Regions from separate parts of the Homo sapiens genome. Here region 1 is linked to region 2. A link is a loop called in an ENCODE intact Hi-C map of the cell type or tissue named here. Cell type or tissue: CD14-positive monocyte. All regions are shown on one strand. Each heading gives the region's core, and the rest is flanking DNA. Links, peaks and the distances in the headings are about the cores only.

Region 1 (11,132 bases), core at 2,279-7,278, 94 kb before region 2:
TCTTTATTTATTTTGTCTTATTAAAGTTTCTTCATGTTCATGTCATACATTTTTTTCAGGGTTTCTTGAGACAACATTTTTTAGAGTAAATGCTAGTTCTGATTATTAAGGTGCTTGCCAGCTATACTTTTTTTGCGGAAATACAGACAGTAGTGGACACTTAAGCAAAACTATTTTGCTACTAGTCATTGACTAGTCTCTTGGGCCTCGGATAATAACATATTCTGCTTTTTTTGTAGTTAAGTGAACATGTGCACATATATAAATTTACTCTTTGAACTTTTTTGAGGATATTTCTTTAGTCTTCTCTGGCTTTGTGAGGTGAGTTATGTGGTCTTGTCACCTTCTAGCTTGCATGCAAGTGCAGAATGGAGAGTTCTGAATATTTATTTACAATGAAGTAATAATTTTTCTGGACATTCTTTTACATAACATTATATGAACTTTTTCTTTAGTTTTAATTTGCTAATAGTCTCTAAGAATATAGAGTAGTTATTGTTTTTGGCAAAAAGAATGTACAGTATGATATATTGGAGACATGGTAAACAAGGTTGAATCAACGGTAAAAATTTTAATGACCAGTATTTTAATTTTCTGTATTTTAGTTTTAGATGTTTTAATAGGCTTTAACTTTGTATCAGCCAAGAAAATGGTAGGAAACATCATTCACCAGATGGCTCAAATAAAGAGACAAGAAATTAATTACAGAGGTGTGAGAGGAGCAAAGGAGCAAACAAAGAAATAGTGAAGATCCAGAGAATAGCAACAGTGGAAAGTTGTTAACCTGCTAGGACCTGAACAGAAGGAAAAAGTGTTACTAGAGTCCAGTGACTACTAGAACTGTGGAAAAGGAAACCAAGAGGCAGATGAAGCTACTGCTAGACATACAGTGTGAATGCAGGTAGGAACTGGAAAATAAGCTATGGCTTTCTTCTCTTCCCATGGTCTCATCTCCCTCCAATGCGTCCCATTGGTTGACCTTGACCAGACGCCAACTAACAAGGGAGACCAGTTGATAAGTAGTAAAGGGGAGGAGATGGATTTGGGAAGACAAAAAAGAATAATCACCAACAACTTTTAGGGATAAAAGCATCTTTAATTACAGTAGTAGTTTTATTTCTTTTTACTGTAGTTTCAGCAGCAATACCATAGATTGAGGAGTAGGTGTGCCAATATATAAACAAACCAATATGACAAAAATGACTAAAATTCATTTTAGATTTCACACAGTTATTAATTAGCTCTATTGTATTTCTACAGGATTTAAACACCTTTATATTATTGGTTTTAAAAAACATTGTGTTAATTGTCTGAGCTCTTTTTTTTCCAAACAGTATCCTATAAAAAGTATCTCTATTAAAGAAGAAAACTGGAGATGGCTAGTTGAAATAGCAGTCTGTAGTCACTCTCCTCAAACACATTTTTCTAGCCCTTATCCTAGAAAAGCCTCTAAAGATCCTATTGGGAACCCCTGGACTCCAGGAAACTCATTTTGAGATACTTCGTTTTATATGAAGAAATTATAAATGGAATTTTATATTCCTTTTTAAATACATCTGTGGAAAGAAATGCTATGTCTTTAGTTTGTAGAAATGGGAACTATATTAAGACAGTTTCCTTAAGTATTCTAAACACACACACACACACACACACACACACACACACACACACACAGATACACTCACCAAAAATAACAAATAAAAGGACATAAGGAAACTTTTGGAGGTGATGGACATATCTATTACTTTGATTTCTGGTGATGGTTTCACAGGTGTATGACTATATCCATCATCAAATTGTACACATTGAATGTGTGTAATGTATTGTATATTAATAATATGTTAATAAAGCTGTTAAAGAAAAGGGAACATTTTAGTGTTATACTCAAGATGGGACAGCCTTGTTTCTCCCATCTTTTCTTTAATATGGAGTCTGTCATTGATAGTTTCAAGACTGAAGGTTAATGTTTATAATACGTGATATATAGAGAGTCTCTAGTGGGAAATATGAAGAATGTTTGATGGCTCCAGATTAGTTTATTCTCACCTCAAAACAAATTTGATCAGTCAACCGTTCAACTTATTTCTTCATCAAACAAATATTTAATAAGCACCTACTCTGTGCCAGATTCTGCACTAGGCACTTGCAATATAGAAAGAACAAGAAAATGTTTCCTTCTCTTATAAGGATGACAATTCAGCAGGGAATACAGATGACATGTAGTAAGCAAATATGTACAAAAATAACTAAATACATTTATCATATGTGGTTAAAAATTATGGTAGATGTGTCACACTTAGTCGACACTTAAAAATGTCTACTTGTAATATGTGTTCATGTATGTACATCTCTGTGTATATACATAAAGGATAGATATAGATGGACAATATAATGTGTATACTTTACAAAATTCTGATATATAACTATACACTTATGGTGGTGAGTGCTCAAGCAATTTAGCAATAGAAGAGCACTCTAGGAGACATGGAAAACACTGGTCTTCAGAATAAGGTGTGAGGTCCTCAGTGTAATAGCCGAGGCCTTTGTTATCTGGCTCCAATCCATTTTCTCCCATTACTGCTCCACCTACTCAAATAGAATTGATCTCCTGGATCTCCCTTATTCCCATCCTGTATTTATACCCTACCCTTATATGGTCTTGTTCTTTTTGTTCTCTCTGCCTGAGACTTCCTCTTTTATTTCTGCCTACCAAACAATGCCCTATTTTGAACTATTGCCTGACTAAAATCTTTATCAGCTCATTCAACTCCGTGAGTTCTTCACTGATCATTCAGCTAACAGTGATGCCCCTTGCTCTAAATCCCATAGGAATTAATCACATTTGTGGCTTATATCATATGTTATATTTAAATTACTTGATTTTATGGTTTATACACTCATTCAGTAAATATGTAATAGGTGCCTCATGTGGGCCAGCAAGTAGCAAATATATCTTTGCTGCAAATAAGCTTACACTTTTTCTCTTTGGTGAAATTTTGTTTCTGAAGAATAAGGTTATATTTATGTACCTTTGCAGTTATATTCAGAACAGACAAGATGTCTTGAATTTAATAGTTGCTGAATAAAAATTGGTGAATGTGTAAAGTGATTTCATTTAGCTGTTGGTGAATACATGTAGTGCTTTAGAATGTAAGAAGAGATTATACTAAAAGCTGCCATATTTTTCATCCTTATAAGCAACTATACCTCTTCCTACTATTTTCTATATGTAACATAAGCCTAGATTAAAACTACTGAAGATTTTACCTTTTGAAATATATGCTGAGTTAATCTTCACATATCTGCAAATTTCATATGGAGAATTATGAGAATAAATTAAAGCACATTGACATGTATTTTTTGAAAGAAAGATATTACTATTTTACTTTGCATTATATAAATAAATATGGCAAAAGTTTTTTGGGAAAGCTTCAGTATTTCAATAGCCCAGTTCACCGCTTTATGATCTGTCTGTATACACAGTGGTTCAGTTATTCCTCCATCGAAGCTGATTCCAATGAATGCCCTATAGAAAGAAGAAAGAAGAAAGAATAGAAAGGAGAAGTAGATATTTCAAATTTTGCTTAACTCTGCTGGCAGTTTTCCATGATGTCAGCCGTATTTTCTTTTTGCTCCAATGCAGGAGTTCATGGGGCTTATTTCTATGTTTCTTTAAACCTGTTCTCAAGCCATGATGCTGAAGATCCCCCCAAATACATGGCGGACCTCATTCGAGTTGTAAAGCAAATTTTTCAAAACAGGATTTTATATCTTTATTTTTCTTTGCAGTTGATGTGGCTCTGAGTTGCGTTCTGACTGAGCTCCTGAAAAACAGTACTGAGAAGCTGTCTATAAATAAGTAGTTTTGTTTACAGGAACTTACTGGGGAACTGGACTTGTACCACCTGCCATTTGGCCAATGTTGAGAAGTGAGAGGAAGGGGTTTCAGATAATTCAAATCAGCCAATCTACCTCAATGGAGGCTACCTTCTTTTTCTTATTGTTCTAAACTAGGTGTACATACCTTTTCCTAACTAATACACCTTAGATTAGAGCTATCAAGCAATGTTCTTTTACTTTCTCCTATTATACCTGGCCCTCTCTTCTTACAAGCTTTCTAAGAATGTATTTCCTTTGCCTATTGTGTCAACTAAAAGAGAATTGGGTAGGATGAAAAGAACTACATGAAAATAAACTGCCTAGATTTATGAAAATAAATATATGCAAAGTTTTACACTTACCCAAAATTCTTAATTTAAGCCAGCTAAGAAACTTCAATTCTGTGGGCTAGTGGCAAACTGGAGTCCATATGGAGTTTCTCAATTGGTCTTTCGAGTAGGTGGAATATAAATATCATGACAGCATTTCTGTCATGTCCCTTCCGTGGTCAGAGATGCTGTCTTTTCTATCTTGTTGGCCCAATGAATGGCGTGTCATGACAGAAATCATTAGTGAATTTTGTTTAATGAGGTAGCCACTCAGCTGATAAGTAACTAAAGCCAGACACTTGTTTCCTGAGATGGGTTTTGTATAAACCTAAAATGCCATTAGAAGAGGGAGGCAATTCTATTACTAATTTAAGGCTCACTTAAAGCTTGCTATTAAGGCAAATAAGAAATGAGTAGGCAAAGTTTTCTGTACATTCTGTAAAACATAAAGTAATATGAGGTAATTGGAAGATAGTCTGAAAAAAAAGCCTATCATTCTCTCCAAAATTTTACCCATTTCACCCACACTTACCAGTGTCATAGCCCACGCTGACTCCGATGGCTGAGAACATCTGTAAGATGAAGAACTAGTACTGTATTCTGAGTCACATATCCTATTTTTATTTTAAAGCCTATTTAGAGCTTGGCTACTATTAGGCTTGTCCTAATTTTCCTCAGTTACTGTGATTTTGATTACTTGCAAAATATACACTAATAGAGACTGTTTTTAGTGGATGCCTAGGATTAGAGAAATAAAGATAAGTTAGCTTGTAAGTCAAAAATTTAAATAGACTTAAAAATATAGGAAAAGACAATTGTATTTTGTTTCTTAAATGCCAAATATAATTATTAAGAAATTTTCAGAAGATGTCATCTATTAATACAAACAACAGAAGAATTGAACTGAAGATCTAGCCACTGCTCTGCTCATCACTCTGTTTTCATTAGCAATTATAAGGAAGTAGATCCAGAACTAGAGATGCATGATAACAAGACATTGGTGCAGTAACCAGTACTTTCAGACATCACCACAAAAACAAAAACTCAGTATTTCACAACCCTGTTGCATTGGCAATGTCACAATGCTACCTCGGGCAAGGATGTTGTCTCTTTTTGGGGTAAAATAGAGTTCCTTTTTCCCTCCCACAACCTTCTCCTGTAAATCACTTTTCTTAAAGGACAAACCTAAAGTTTCTTGGTTTCAAAATCACACTCATCATGGTGAGGGAAATCCGGCTCATGCCAATTAGAAAGTCAGCTTAATGTGTTTGCTTAGCTACGGAGAGTGATTAAGGGCACCGTTCCCTGGCAAACTACTTGTGGGTTCAAATATAAAAAGCCTTAAAAACACAATCCTAAGTGGTTTACTAATAACACAATTTACATCACTCTTGTATATTTTCAAAAAAAGAACATTACACCATAGTTTAAAATTTTAGAAAATGTATTAAGCCCACGGTGCTGTCATTGTATTCACTGAGGATGGCAAATTTCATCACACAGCCTCTCCTTGTCAATATATGCTTCTTGCCCTAATCATTATAAAACTCTTTTGGGGCCCCCCTTTCTCACCTAACAAATGCTAAGTGAAATGGAGAATTAATACATTTAGAAATTTAATTGAGGTTAAAAGACATCCTAAAACATACTCCAGACTTTCACCTTGAATATTTAGTGGGTTTTGTTTTTACACTTGAATTAAATAGGTAATAGTTTAAGTGCAGCTCCAATGAAGTGAAAGGCCAAAAAAAGTGGTCATTTTTCATTTCTGGCTACGAATATAATTCTATAGGAAATTTCTACTAGCCATGATGCTTATAAAATTAAAATACAATGGAATATACACAAATGGCCAGCATCTGGGATTGTAATCTGCACCTTCGTGGGGTGGTGAAGGCTGCAAAGATCATGAGAGGAGGAGAAGAATTTAGGGCTTCCTATCATCAATTCAGGCAGTAAGTCCTGAGCAGTAACTCTGGAAAGTCACTGCCATAGAATCACCGTGGTAATAATGTGTCTTGTTTTGGGCAAACTTGTCAACTTATGAAGAGAAAAGAGAAGTCTATAAAGGGCTGGCAATTTAACTTTAATATTCAACAAATGGCAAGCTGCAAATATGAAGAGAATCTTCCTTGTTTTCTTGTTTTTCCAATTGTGTTTATATATTGATGATAATATCAACATAACATTCATTTTATAATGTAAAGCATTATGTCATAAATATTACATATATGGTACTAGCGATATATTTTCAAAAGTTTCCCTTTAAAAAGAACTATGATTCTTATAATATGTTAAAAAATAAAGAACAGGCTACAGATATATCCAGGACACATTGCAGTATCAAAGATTTCAATCTAATGAAAATTTTTTGTTTATCTTGCTTCATTACATTCTCTAAGAATTTAATTTCCAAAGAAAGGAACAACTATTAAGATTTTTAGACTTTTAATGAAATTATTGTTGATTTACCTGCGTTGGGATAAACCATACGACAGAAGAATAGAGAAACAGATAATTATGGGGAGGTTCCTTTATGTTTGAAAAAAATTCATTCCTTAACAGATAGCAGAATGAAAGCATTTTCTTTGCTCTGGCATGTTTTCCAGGAATTCTACTAGTGCATGTGGAGAGAAACATGGCTGCTGCATGGAGTCATAAACCTCAGAGGAAGCTGAGAATGAGATGAAATGTATATGTAACCCTTGTGTATGGCAAGTTTGGCAAGAAAGAAAAAGCATACTTGGCAGATTAAGATAAGGTTTCTCTCTGTTTACTGATATAGTCTCAGGTTTGCATTGTGTGATGAATAATAGGTTGGGGGAAGATATCCTTTGTTTATTCATTCATTTCATCAACAAATATTTAATGAGTACCTACTATATGCCATGCCACAAAGAGTATAAACCTAGAGACAGAATGTTGAGTCACATAGACAGTGCTCCTGATACAATTATTTGAACTGAGTTAACAATACTTCAAGGTTCCATGTCTAATTTACTGGCTAGGTTCTCAACAAAATTTCTGGATAAGTTATTTGGCAATAGATGAACTTCAAATGAATCTCTTATCTTCATTATCACACAGAATGAGTTGTCTGGAATATTGGAAATTCACTGTGCTGTCCAAATTTTCTAAAGCTATACTTTGTGAAATCCCCAAACAATATGGATACATACTTGTCTCGTTCTGCTCTTTGCACCTACAATTGATACATTAAGTGTGCTATTTGCTACTTGTTTAAAGATTTGTGCATGTGTGGACTTTTTTGTGTATTAACCACAAGTAATGTTTTAAATTGCTATTGAGAAATAATGTGAGAAAAATATCTCACGTAGAACCTCATGCAGAGAAAATGTTCAATAAATGATTTTTTCCAATGATTAAACTATACTATTTATACATTTTTCTAAATGTACAAATAGTACATTTGTAGTGTGAACTACAAATAAATATAGTGTGAACATCAAGGACGAGGAACCAAGGGAGGAGTGATTTGTGAGTAGTCATCTGAGGTCATCTAGGGAGACCACTGCCCATATCAAGAAATTCTACTTCAAGAGAAAGTCAGCATTTAGGTGTTTGTCTTGGAGAGGGTATCTAAAGTCAAGAGTTAACTACCAACAGTTGTTGTTAAGTGAAGAAACAATTGCTTCTTTCTTCTAAGTCCACTTCTGCTTTAACTCTCAAGGAGTGAGGGGTAGAAATGATTGCGGGAGGAGGAGGAGTCAGAGAGTAGATTAGTTCCTCCACACCTGCCACATGTCCTTCTGTCCACTGATCAGGCCTAAATTTCTGGGACAGATGAATCCAGTTTTTGTAGGGCCTTATGAAATTTGGAGAATGCTCTTTCAAAAGCAGAACACAAAACATACAAATGCATCATTAGGTACAGGGTTTGTAAGAGGCCCTCCAAGTTCAGAGTTCTGAAGCTTAAAATTCATTATCTTTGCAGGAAAACTAGTTCTTATGGGAGTAAGGAAAAGAGCCATGAATTAGATATGATATTGACACCTGTGTTTAATAGAGACTGAATTTTTAAATATCCAGCCTCCTCTCTCTCTTGCTCTCTTTATCTCTCTCTCTCATCATCATTGACTTATCGTGTGTTCTAACAACTGAAAGTGATTGGAAATCTAAGATATGCCCAAATTATTGTCAAATAGCACAGAAAGCAGATCTGTCATAGAATATTAAAAGGCAATGGCTAGGGAACAATAAAGTCACTTCCTGCCTGTACCCTGAAACCATTTAATATCCTCAGCTCTAATTCTTTGTAAATTAGGAAAAAGAAGAGTATTTTATAATTACTTTAAATTAAACTCATTAATTAGAAGATAATCAATTACAGATAAATAATTAAAGATAAAAATACTCCCTTTGGGTGCAATAACTTCAGTCTCTGGGTGTGGACAAAAGTGCCAGAGGAATAAGTACCAGAAGGTATATTGTTAGAGCATAGGTCTAGCTTCATTTTATTTTTCATCTCATGGAGGAAGTAACTCCTTTGCCTGAGCTAGCTTGAGTCTTGTCAGAACAATTTCAGTTCTGAATAGGAATTTTTGTTTCCAAAAAAGGAGTCCCAGGTTTGCATTCTTAGAAAATTAAAAGGGATTATGACCAGACACATGATATCTTGTAATATTTGACTCTTCATTCTAGTACCATTTTTCCTCTCTATATTTCAATGAGAACATAAAAAGTCCAGAAACAACTGTCTAGAAACTGATGCATTAAATTTGTGGGAATTTCTGGGAGTAAATAAATGAAGCATTAGAAGTTTGGCTAATGGCTGTCAAAAATGTTTGGATGAATAATATTTAGAAAATTGATTTGTGAGATTCTGTTATCAGGAAATATATATATAATACTTTAAGTTCTGGGATACATTGCAGAATGTGTAGGTTTGTTACATATGTATACACATGCCACTGTGGCTTGCTGCACCCATCAACCCGTCATCTACATTAGGTATTTCTCCTAATACTATCCCTCCCCTAGCCACCCACCCTCCAACAGGCCCTGGTGTGTGATGTTCCCCTCCCTATGTCCATGTGTTCTCATTGTTCAACTCCCACTTAATAAGTGAGAACACGCGGTGTTTGGTTTTCTGTTCCTCTGTTAGTTTGTTGAGAATGATGGTTTCCAGCTTCCTCCATGTCCCTGCAAAGGACATGAACTCATCCTTTTTCATGGCTGCATTGTATTCCATGGTGTATGTGTGCCACATTTTCTTTATCCAGTGTATCATTGATGGGCATTTAGGTTGGTTCCAAGTCATTGCTATTGTGAATAGTGCTGCAATAAACCTATGTGTGCATGTGTCTTTATAGTAGAATGATTTATAATCCTTTGGGTATATACTCTGTAATGGGATTGCTGGGTCAAATGGTATTTCTGGTTCTAGATCCTTGAGGAATTGCCACACTGTCTCCCACAATGATTGAACTAATTTGCACTCCCACCAACAGTGTCAAAGCATTCCTATTTCTCCACATCCTCTGCTTTATAGCATCCTCTGCTTTATAGGTGTTAACCTATATTGTTTTAAGGGTTCATTGACTGCCTAATAAATATCTTCTCAAAGTCTGGACAAAAACATTCTCAAAAAAAGTATATGTTCCTTTCTCTGTCCCTAGACAATAAACCACTTGAGGATAAATCTGTGTGTATATTACTTGTGAGTCCTCAGAGCCTACCACATTGCTTGGAACATAATAGGCACCCATTTATATTTTTAAATAAATGAATGGAATCATCAAATCTACTACCAAAGTGGTATGTTGGAAAAATGTTATTAATAATTAAGGTGGATAACAGGGAAGGAAGATTAGTACGTGGTTCTACTTCTGACTTCATATAACTGCCTGAATGTCCATTTTAGTAGTTGTCAAAAATTCAGTTAAACTGTTTTGTGTTCCATGTATAAATGGAATCATGTAGTATTTGTCTTTTTGTGCCTGGCTTACTTCATTTAACATAATGTCCTCCAGTTCATCCATGTTGTTGCAAATGATAAGATTTCACAGAAATAGGGAGTAAAACAGTGGTTACCAGAGGCTGGGGAGTAGGGGATAGGAGATTGGGAAGATATTGGCCAAAGGAAACAAAATTTCAGTTACAAAGGATAAATAAGTTTAAGAGATTTATTTTACATATCATATTGCATATTAAAAAATTGCTAAGAGAGAAGGTTTTAATGGTTCTCACCACACACACAAAAAAAGTATGTAAGGTAAATAGATTGATTTGAGATATATATATATATCTCAAAAACATCATATTTTACATCACAAACATACAACTTTTATTTGTCAATTAACAGTATAAAAACAATGAATAACAATTCAAGTTTGCACAATTAAATCACTATCTCTGGTAGAATTGATGAAGCCTAGATTTCTAAATTAAAAATTATTATATTAAATGAGTTTGTAACCAAAATGGCTAAAACAGACTTAGAGTCCAAGTCTGTAGGACACAAAATCACCTGCATTTTTCACTACAACAAAATGGAATGAGAGTACAGAATTGAGCAATGTAACTGTCAATCACTGAGCAGTGACAGCAGTGGTCACAGTGGTCGGCTCCATTGAACCTTCTGGGGAGAGTTGCATGACAAAATGCTGTACTCTCTCTGACCTTCATTTGGAAAGCCATGAGCCTTGTCAGGCTTGGCTAGAAGACGTTCCCTCCAATTTGTGCGAGGGGCCCTCAGAATGTACTAGTATTATCAGAAAACACCCAAGCCACAGGAAATATAACTCTCAAGTAAGAAGAACACATCTAAGTAACAATAGCAGCACCTTAAATTTGAAAGCTCGCATTTACCTAAGCAGCACTTTCATCTAAAACAAAAGAAATTTGGAGGGTATTTTTAGTAATGGTCCTGGTCAAAGAAAAGCATCTGCTTTCATGATTTCA
Region 2 (11,132 bases), core at 2,535-7,534:
TATTGTCTTCTTCCAACCTTCAGTGTGTACGATGATGACTTTTACCAATGCAGTGGGTTGAGGAGCCACCAGTGCCATCTCCACAGGGGTTCTCTCCTATACCACTATCTCTCAAGGCTGTTACTACCTTTTTATTCAGGAAAACAACAACATCCACAGAGAACTTTGAATATTCCTCTCTCCAAAAAGGACAGCAGGCACTGAGGCATTCCGCTCACTTAAGGTGATCCAATAGTGCCCAGCAATATTCAAGTTATTTTGCCACCACTTCAATACCTCCTCACTTGGCAGACATCTCCAATGTTGGTTTTTTTTGTAACTGTCCCACACTAGTGAAACCCTCACTGTGAGGTTTGGCTAGAGATAACTCAACTGGGCTGGTGGGTGATTTTGTGTCTCTCACTCTTTCTAAACACAACCCAGTAGACGCATGGCTTCATGTTACTTCAAGGGCTTTCCTAGCTGGAGATTCTAAGCTGGTTTGTTTCAAAATTTCTCCACATTTCTGACGGAAAAAAAAGGGGTGCCGATACTGATAGATGCCAGGCATTGTACTACTCCCTTATTTAAGTTATTTTATTTAATTCTCACAATAGCCCTTATGAAATAGATATTGTCATTCTCATTTTATAAATGCTGTAACTAAGATACAGAGAGATTAAATCACTTCATGAAATTGAATGGCTCAAAACCAAATAAACTGAGATTTGAATCTAATTTCTCACTGTTTTGCTACATAATTTGTCCCATTTCCTGAATTGCCTTAACTTGCAAATTACCCCAGGGTCATTATGGTTATATTTACAACATCTTTTCAATCTTAAAAGGTAAGACATCTCCCAATTTATGTTAAATAATCATTTTATCTTATCCTAAACCCGGGGCCTGAAGAAGCCAATATTGCCTTTCTTGTTCATTATCTCTTATTGCTCAATGGCAATCTAGAGAAATTACAGATGAAAAATGTCTCTGTTTCCCACAAGAAAGTTCATTTCTTCCATGCTAGAAAGAGTTATCACCATACTCCTTAATTTATTTAAAATACTTCCTAAAAATACATAGTAAGAACTTTCTAAGACACCTTTTCAAATGTTAAAGCCAAATTTATTCTGTTTAGAAAAAAAAAAACCTTTTAAAATGCTTCGTAAAAATCTGGCATCTTTAGACCATAATATAATTATAAGAGAACTATATGTTTCCCTCCTTTTTCTGTGTAAAGATTAGGATTTTTCAACCCCATTACAAATTAATGCATCCTTGCAAGAAGATTGAGGCTGGCACTTTTCATATTATCAGGAGTCTCCAGTTTCTTAATCTATTCATAAAGTCAGCAGAACTTTCTTGAACTCCTACTGTGTGTTCAGCATAAAGGACACATCGGTGAACAAAACTGACCAGATATTATCTCCACTGTTATGAAATCTGAAGGCATGTGACTATCACTGAGCCTTCTTAAGTTTTTTGTATTAACTGTAGTAATAAAAAAGCTAAAGCAATCTTATGAAAGATTTTAATTCAAACAGAAATGTTAATAAGGCCAATGCACTGATCCATAACAATATTGCCTTTTTAGCATCATAAATTTATATGTTAATTATGCAATTCAATCACAAAACTAAGTTTTTCATGGCATTTTCCTTTTCTCTGGGGTAGAGTTTCAAGTGCCACATAATAGTAATAGTATTAAATCCAGTAACATTAGTAGGAAGCATGAACTGTTAGACATTTTATATAGTACAATGTCTACTTTTGACTTACTAATTAGAACAAATCTTCAGAAATCAAGGTAAATATTATCATATTGCTTATCTTTAGGTATCTTTAAGTATACAGATTGTTTATAAGGAAAAATTTTGATCATTACTTCAAAGTTAACTGTCTTCCTACCCAAGCTGTTTTGGTAGACTTGTTTCTGGGTTTCAAGTAGCATCCTACTTGCCTTCTTAACACACCTCCATCTTTCACCCTTGTGCAGACAGAAAAAAAAAATCAGTGTGTCAACTTTGTTTCATGAAGACCTTATAAAGAGGCATTTAAGGTTGTAGTGACTTTTTAAAAAGAATAATCAGGGAAGAGAAGGTACAAAGAGAACATTCTACAAGTGCAACAAATATCATAGGCGTATGAAAAATAAAAATTGGTAAACTAAATATGCTCATTAAAATACTTAACGGGATTATAAAGTATAATAAGAACTATAAAGAAACACATAAATATACTTCTGGTTCTCTTAGACTAGATAAGAATCACTCATTTCTTTAAGTCAGAAATTTATTTCTCTAGGGCAATGAAAAGAAAGAAACAAATTGAACATCTTTATAGCTATAGAATTAACCTGATTCTCCTTAAAATTTCACTGATTTCTATCATCGGGCATAATACAGGGATTTTATATATGCTGGAAGTGATGGATGTATACTATTACTTATTACCTATGAAGTAGGGATGCAGGACAACATTGCCCATGTTTTAGTGGAGGAAAGCCAATTTCTGCTTCACTTCCCCAGGAAGGAAAAGTGTAAGAGGCCTGCCTTCCATTTCTCTACTTGCTCTCTTCTCCTCTCTCAGTTGGAAGTAGAGCGACTTACCTGAGTGATAAGTTTGAAAGAAAAAGCTTGGTGTGCTTGACGTAGGCCTTGTTGGCCTTTTTCAGAGTCAGTCTGCCTGCGAGATGCATGTGTTCTTTCTCGCTCTCCACATTATGGTTAAGCCCATGAGAGCAGCCTGTATTCCAATGGAGGTATTAGTTGTTATCCATTCAAATCTGATTAATTTAGGAGATTAATAGGTGAATCTTTTGGTCACACATAAAAAGCCATTCTCTCCAGTAAAGTTTGTCAGAAACGAAGTTAAAATTTTGAGCTCCACTTGTCAGTCCTCAATCAGTTACAAACTCGGAAGTAAGGGGACAAAAATGGGTGCCATTTACAGGACCCCTAAATCACTTACATTATTTAAATACTCAATTTGTTGGCACTAGAAAAGTCAACTTTTTAAAGAACTATAAATAGTTTTTAGGCAACCTTAAGCATAAAATTCAATAAATGATCTGGGCTTAGGAAAAGGATGTAAAAATAACTATACTTATTTAGAAATTTAGTGTAAATATCATTAATATATAAGTACTACAGATACAAATATAGAGAACAGGAAATGTCAGTTTTTTCAATGTCCTTTTTAATGCTATTATCAAATTTTTCAAGAATGGATGCATTAAACATATCATGCATAATTAATCAAATTTTTGAAAACTCATTGCTGGAGAAACACACCAAATTTTAAGTTGTTTTACCATAATTCATTTTAGTTTTTGATTATTGTTGTTTAAGTGTTTCACTATAATCATTAAGCTCTTGTAAATTATTTTCATTCCACCAGCTAAAAAATTGTGTGTATATTTGTGTGTGCATGTAAAATGTGTGTGCATACACACATACACATGAAAGCACACATATAAATATGAATATGAACTATAATTTGCAATTAAATTATGTAAGGGTTATTTGCTGGTGAGATCTTTCTCTGGACAAGCATGCTCTCTAACCTCTATATTAGTTAAATAGGGATTCCTTGGGTGGCTTTTAAGTTTAACTTCACACTGACTGGAAGCAGAACTATAAGCAAAGTAATCATCCCCACTTAACAAACATTTCCTTCCTCATCCCCCCAAAACTACTGTTCCTCTTAGCCCTTAAGAACAAATTTTTAGTGTTTCCTTATATGCATTTATTCAAAAAAAATTTATCTATACAAATACCCATATGTATACAGTATGTTTTGTTGTTGCACTCTCTGGCTTGCATATGCACACACACATATACACCCAGGGTTATATTGCTCCTCTTTCTTTGGTAAGTGCATTTAAAAGCACAAACAACTATAAGGGATCTAATCCATTAAGTGCCAATCATTTTCATATAATGCTTTTTTTTGGCAAATAAGGTTTTATGTATAAAAGTAAAAAATAATCCTTAGTCTATGGCTCCTTGTTTAACTAAAGTTTTGAATTTCAAATAGGTTAAAATTAAAGTATGTTTTCTGGGTCTCTTCTCTATCTTTTCCCTGGGTGATCTACCACCTCACCAACTATGTACACACTGAGCTGTTACATATATGTATCTTCAAAACTATATATCTTTCTGCCTGCTGGAAATCTTCAACATGTCTAAAGTTGAATATCCAAAATCAACATTCCCCAAAGTGAATACCAGAGTTTTTCTGTCATACACACTCACTTTCTTATGTTCTCTATCTCAGAAAGGACACCTTCACCCAAACCAGAAATCTTGCTTTCATCCCAGTTACCTTCCTCTCTCTACTTAATTCCTTCTCCCATATCCTATTAGTCATCAAACTTTAATCCCCCTAAACATATTCTTTCTCCTTATAGACCATCAGTTCTCACTAGATTTTGACAGTGGTTTCCTGATTTATCTCATCTGCTCTTCCCACAGACCCTACCAATCCACCCTCCATATAGTGTGAAAATCATCTTTTAACAGGCAAATCTGATCATGTTAACTCTCAAAGGGCTATGGGGACCATCCCATTACTGATGTCACTGCAACATGTAGTGATTAGATAATTTAGTGACTTAGGGATGTGAAGCTTCTCCCCTTCCTATCTAGTACTGTAGATCATACCATATGTGAAGTTCTAACACAAAACAGGAGTGAAATTATCAGGATAGAAGGCATTCCTACAATGTGTGTTTTGGTTTAAGGATGAAAACTAGATGCTGCCTTTTCTATTTAGTGGAAGGAAACAGTTGAGGCTTTCTTGAGTCAGCAGTTGTGCAATATTATCCTGATAATTTTAGGCCCTGGTTTCTACAACTTTATATAAAGCTGTAGTTTGCAAATCATCACTTCACCAATAAACTGCCAATTTATGTAGCTTCACATTGCCTAGTAACTTCAACATAATTCCTGGAAGAAGGAGGACTGGGGCCTCTTTTACCTAACATGCTCTGTTTTCATTGAAGAGCTGAGCATGTAGAAGGTAAATGTGCTGAGGGACAGTCCTCCAAAACCCGGTTTTCTAACGTGAAGCTGTTATCAGCAACAGAACCAAGCAGAGGAAGCATGTTTACAAGATCACAGCAACATCCCAGTCCCCAGTCAGGCCTTTGTGGTTTCAAAAAGCTGCAAATTCTGTCAACAGCAAAGTCTGCATATCCTGTTCCTGTTTTACCATGGCCTTCTAGTTTATTTCCCAACTCCAGCATCCATCAATGTTTTATTCCAGTGACTATCAAAAGTGAAAGTCAAATGTTCTGTACTTTACTCTCTGACATGTGAATTTCAATCCAACTACTTCTAATTCCTTAGACACACTTCAGTCTTGACTGCTCCTTTGCTCTCACCCTTTCCCCTGATCTTGTGAATTCATTTTTCTATGCCATCAAACACTTTTCAATTAATATGCCTTTATAGGAACTTCGTTCTATGTCTTGATTTAATCATTTTCTTCACAACTCTTCACTAAACTTATAGGAAAAGAGGACTAGACAGTGCACCTTTTTTCTTCTTATTGACAATTCTATACTCTTCCCTCCATTTCTGAGTCTCTTATGTTCCTCATTTGCCTTATGGTTTCACTTGCCACCTATGCCCCAGAGACCCAATAGCCAGATATGTGTAATGTTATGAATCACCCTCTAGATTCCCATGAATGACATACTTCCTGATTTGGATCTGTAAATACATCTATGCCTATATATGCTCTATATTTCTAAAATAAATTAAGTTTATAATATAAACATGATTGTTTTTACAAAAATTGATGTGTGTAACCTTTATCTCCTTTGTTATTATTTTACCTCATCTCCAGGTATGAGCTTGTTGCTGACATTCACTTCCAACCTCTAATACCACAGTTTGCTCTGTACCTAACATTTACCTTCTCCTTGGAGTAAGAGTGAAATTTTAGCTAGTGGTCATTTGGGAGTGGGATAAGGCAAATGCGATGAATGGGACAGAGCCTAAGAATTAAATCTCAGAGATGGGGTGGAGATCAAAGACATAATGAGTGTCAGAATTAGTTCAAGCCTTAAGAAATTGTTGAAGGTTAATAATGGAGTTAACTTCAAGGAAGAACTGAAGCTCAGTGATGAGGTAAATATCTGAAATGTTGAACATATTACTCAATACAAGAACTATGAAAGTTTATTTATTTTTGCTTTTTATCTAACTATGAAATGCTTATACCCGAACATGGTTTCTTTAGTCCTTTCTACTTTAAGTACCTCACCATTACATTTCTGTAATGCCACTATTTCAATCTCCCTGGTCTTTTTTTTTTTTAAAAAAAGAAAAGTCTAATTTTTATACAAAGGAATTGCATATGCCTAATGCATGTTTGATGAGTTGGGACATATTTATGTACCTGTGATACTATCACTGCAATCAAGATAATAAACATATTCAACACTTCCAAGTTTCCTTATGCATCCCACTCCTTTTGTTGTAAGAACATTTAATATGAAATCCACCTTTGTAACAAATTTTTAAGTGTATCATATCCTGTTGTTAACTATAGGCACTACGTTGTACAGCAGACCTATAGAACATATTTGCCTTTCATAACTGAAATTTTATAACCATTGACCAACAATTCCCCATTTCTGTTCCTCCAAGTCCCTTAGAAACCACTATTCTGTTCTCCATGTGTTGGACTATTTTAGATATCTCATATAAGTAGAATAGTAGAGTATTTGTGTTTATGACACTGACTTATTTTAATTAGCTTAGTATCTTCCAGGTTTATCCATGTTGTTGCAAATGTTAAGATTTCCTTTTGTTTTTGTAAGGCCAAACAATATTCCATTGAATATATATTCCACATTTTACTTTATGCATTCATTTGTTTATAGACATGAGAGTTGTTTCCATATCTTGGTTTTATGAAAAATGCTGCACTAAACATGGAATTACAGTATCTCTTTGAGATCCTGATTTCATTTTTTTGGATATGTATGCAGAAGTGGGATTGTTGGATTATAAAGTCTCTCTATTTTTAGTTTTTTGAGGAATTTTCATGCTATTTTCCATAATGGTTTTACCACTTTACATTTTCACCAAGAATGCAACATTATATTGAGGTCATGAACATGTGTGTATATACAAATGCATGAATAAATGAATATCTTTTCTGCCCCCTGATTACCATTTCTTTGTGGACCAGAGATATTTTATAAATACCACAAAAAGTTGTCCTATTCCCAGTTAGTTGATGCCCTTGTATTGGAACTTCCAGTTCCAGTATTACAATTGTAGACTATGGGAGTCAGTCAGCACTATGGTGGAGGTTTTTTGGTTCTAGCCCCACCACTTACTTCTTGGTCATGTTTCTGAGCTAGACACTGGGGTCAAACTTCAACTGTAGACAGTGAGTGCTGACTTGGGAGTGATGTTGTCTCTACTTCAGAAGTTTGAGGGTTATGGATTTATCTGAAGCCTACACAGTGGCCAGGATAAGAAATGTGCAGTTTCTAGGCTGAAGTTTTATCACAAGCTTTTTTGTAATTTTCAAGGCTGTTGGGACTGGAATTGGTAAATTTCTTTTATTTTCCTTTTAATCAATCTATTATTTAAATACATGTGGCTATATTAACTATATTAATTGAAATTTTTCTCAAAAGTTTGGTGAAAAAAATTATAATTCTTAATATTTTTTGCTTCAGTAGGAATACATACATAGATTTTAAGAAAAAAGGATATAGAAAAATCAAGAAAACCAAAACTTGACGTATTTTATATGTATATAACATCTATTCTATACTTTAAATCTTTTCAAGAATAGGCATTGTGTTTTATATGTATTTAATTTAAACACTCATAAAATTCTGAAATTAGCTATGATACTGATTTATATTCTAACACTGGAAATAAAACAAGATTATTTTTCTTTCTTTCACAAAGAGCAAAGGGTTTCAGAATCAAGTTTGTCTTCAAGCAGCAGCAAACGCTTGCTGACAAGATATTTTGGAACAACTTGCTATTAGGAAGGAAGTATGAGTGGGAGGATGAGAAATAGCTCATGCCCATATGACACATACAAGTTGTGAATGTGTTAGAAGTCCATGATGTAAAACATAAAAGGGTATAACAATTTATCTCAGTGACAGAAAGGACCTTATTCTAATCTTTTGTTTTTACAGCTCTATCCTGAATTAGATTTTTTTATCTCTTTACTTTGCTCTCATTTATTTCAATCAGGTCATAAGATGATGCTTATAAACATTACAAATCATAACATCAGGAGATAACATAGAATCTGTCAAAATATCTTGAACAAACTGCATGGACTTTCATGTTGAAGCCATTTGCCCTTGTTACTCCAGGCAAACATGGCAAAATCATTGCTGCATGAGAAATATTAGTGAATATTATCCTCTTTTTTTCGTCTAATAGTAATTTATGCTTTTCGAGTTGCCTTATCTAAAACTGTCATGATGGCTTTATATGTAAGCTTGTCTGCATCCCACATAAATTGGTAGTAAAAAGGACACTGTCAAATTATTATCCTAGAACAAACGATAATCAAGTGATTCTTTTCCAACAATACAATACACAGAAATTGGAAATCCATCCAATAATTTGTTCAACAAACAATTATTGAGCTGCTATAATTTTCAAAACTCTTTGATAGGTGCTTGAGGAATTCAGACATGAAGATCATGGTATTCTGTTCTTGAGGATTTTGAAGTCTACTTTGGACCCAAAACCAATATAATCCTAGTTTCATCTCAGCTATATCTCCTACATACACTATTTGTTATAACTTGTAGCAAATAAACTCTCTCCTTTGAACCCTTGTAATACTCTGAATTTTCCTTATGGAATAGAATTTTGTCAATCATATATAACAATAGTATATTTATTTATACAAGTCATCAGAGTAGTTTGTAAGACTTTGAGTTCTTTGAGGACATAAATAATACCTTATATATTTTTTAATCTTCTGCAGCACATTGCATTGATCATTACAATGTAATATGAAATCACTAATACCTATTAACCAAGCAGTTTATGGGGAATGCCAGATGAATGGTACATTAAATTAAGAGTTATGGGAAGAAAGAGGAAGGGAAGGCAACTTCCAGCTTGAAGCCACACAGAAATGCTTATTGGGTAATGGCATTGAATTCTAGATGAATTACCACCTTTTGATTCAGAACATTCAGGTGTTTACTCCTCTAAGTTTTAAATTTTAAATTGCCAAACTAGCAAATGGAAAAAAGGGACATTATCCATCCATTTTTAAAATTTCTTTATAAAATAAGTACATATTTTTTAAAAGTACAGACTGCATATTGTTTCAGCTATGTGTTGATTCCATCCCAAAACTTGGTGGAATAAAGCAACAACCATTTTATTGTATTCCTGATTTGGTGGGTCATAAATTCAGACAGGGCACTGCAAATATAGGTCATCTCTTCCACATGATGCTGGCACCTCAGCTGGGGTGATGCAAACAGCTGGAGCTGACTGGGATGAGGGTTTTCAGGAGTCCTTGGTTGTCCCTGTCAGTTGAATTCCTTGGTTGTTCTCCATATTGGTGCAACAGACACTGGCACGTGGGCTGGGAGCCCGGCCCAGCTGGGTTTCTGTGTCACCTCTGTCTTTCCACTCAGCCTGTCCATGTAGACATTGGGCTTCCTTGCAGCAAGATGGTCTTGGGGTAGGTGTGGTATCAGGATAACTACAGTGAACGTTTCCATTTAAAAAGGAGGAATGAGGAATGAGTAGTACTTACTAGTTCATAGCAGTTCTGATCCAGCCAGTGCAACAATTCCAGTTCCTTGATTAGGGCCCAGCTGTGCTCCCTGGGAGTGGTTCCCTGTGGTTCTTAACTCCACTCTCCAGCCAGGCGGCTCTGCACTCTGAGACTTTCTTCCTTTTCTACAGAGAATGGCTCATGTTTGTAGGTGATTAACTGTCTCAGCCTGCTTTCTTCCCATAGAAATTTGAAAGCCTATGATATTTTTGCTTTGAACTGATCCTCTCTTATTTAATGCAATTTGTTAGTGCTTCTACCAATGCAAATGTCTTAAAAACATTGTGGGTTTCTCAGAATATTATTGATGGTTACATGATTAGGCAAAAGCATACACACAGATGTCTTTACAACAGTTCATTCTCTATCTCGACCTGAGGCTTAGGGTGCTGTGGTATAACACCCTTAAAATCCAGAGACACCCTCTAGCAGAGAAGGTCTAAAGGGCAAGTTAACAAGCTTTGTTTTTCTGTCTACAAGGCATGACATTAAGTCTATCTGTAGTCCCAATACACAGTTAAAACTGCATTTGACTCCACTTTTAAACTGAGATGATGTTTTACTAGAAGGTTCCTGAATTTGATCATTACTCTGAGGCCATTTCTTCATTTAACAGCCTAAATCTCAGTGGAACAACTGTCCTTGACCATTTAATACCTAAGTTCTGCCAAACAGCTAAACACTTCCTTCATAAGTTTATCTCTGTTTTCTCATATTTTATCACATATGTTTAGAATAAATCAGTTAGTACTGTCAACATACTATTTACCCAGCCAGATCAATGAGTTTTCTTGGGTACACTTTCTATTTTCCACATTACCACAGATAAAGCTGATATTTCTGCCAATACTTAACTTGAACCTTCTTTCCTGCGGCTTTTTATTGCAGAAGCAACTGAGTTCTGGTTCCAATAACTGTATCAGTTGGGATTCAATCAGAAATACAGAAACACTGTGCATGGCAGGAAAAAGAAATTTATTATAAGAATTTGAACTTACACAATTGTGAGAGAAGCTAGGGATGTAAAAGTCCAAAAAAAGGGAGTAGCGATACTAGAGAAAAGTTAACTAGCCAGTCCTGACACAGATGGATGAGTCAGTTCTTACATGGAAATTTGGAAGCTATGCACATACAGCTGCAGAACAGGGGCAACAAAGGGAGACAGGTATAGAAATATATGGAAGGTTATTGGCTTTTCATGGCTAGTGTCTCTGTGACTTTGCAGCACAGCGAACTACAGCCTAACTGTTTGAAATCACCTGCAGAGCTGCATCTGTCTCCCACAGCCTGACTGATGATGACCATTAGAGGGTAATGGTTGTGCTTTGCTTCCATCTTCCAGAATATTTGCA

The links. Hi-C counts contacts between places; a loop is a spot of excess contacts. Peaks named below come from ENCODE experiments on the same cell type or tissue, not always from the same donor. Only the 100,000 strongest peaks of a DNase experiment are listed, where the experiment ranks them.
Region 1: it touches region 2 in a loop (2.7-fold over the local background); 3 of 110 quality-filtered maps call a loop at or near these places.

The regions. Positions count from the first base shown.
Region 1 is chr5:89,297,933-89,309,064 of GRCh38, forward strand. All of the region lies in intron 7 of MEF2C-AS1 (MEF2C antisense RNA 1), which reads left to right. Among named protein-coding and RNA genes, the nearest start is that of LINC02161, 280 kb to the right of the region's middle. In CD14-positive monocyte, for the core only: no CTCF peak of the experiment used is centred there; DNase peaks (open chromatin) are centred at 4,759 and 5,269; H3K4me3 peaks cover 3,223 bases; H3K27ac peaks cover 3,186 bases.
Region 2 is chr5:89,391,667-89,402,798 of GRCh38, forward strand. All of the region lies in intron 8 of MEF2C-AS1 (MEF2C antisense RNA 1), which reads left to right. LOC105379074 (a long non-coding RNA gene) reads right to left here and starts at 2,694. Exons shown (of 3, transcript XR_001742437.2): 1 at 2,589-2,694; 2 at 1,865-1,966. It overlaps LOC105379073 (a long non-coding RNA gene), which reads right to left. Exons shown (of 4, transcript XR_001742436.3): 3 at 11,040-11,132; 4 at 10,642-10,731. In CD14-positive monocyte, for the core only: no CTCF peak of the experiment used is centred there; DNase peaks (open chromatin) are centred at 4,815, 5,175 and 5,635; H3K4me3 peaks cover 2,842 bases; H3K27ac peaks cover 4,167 bases.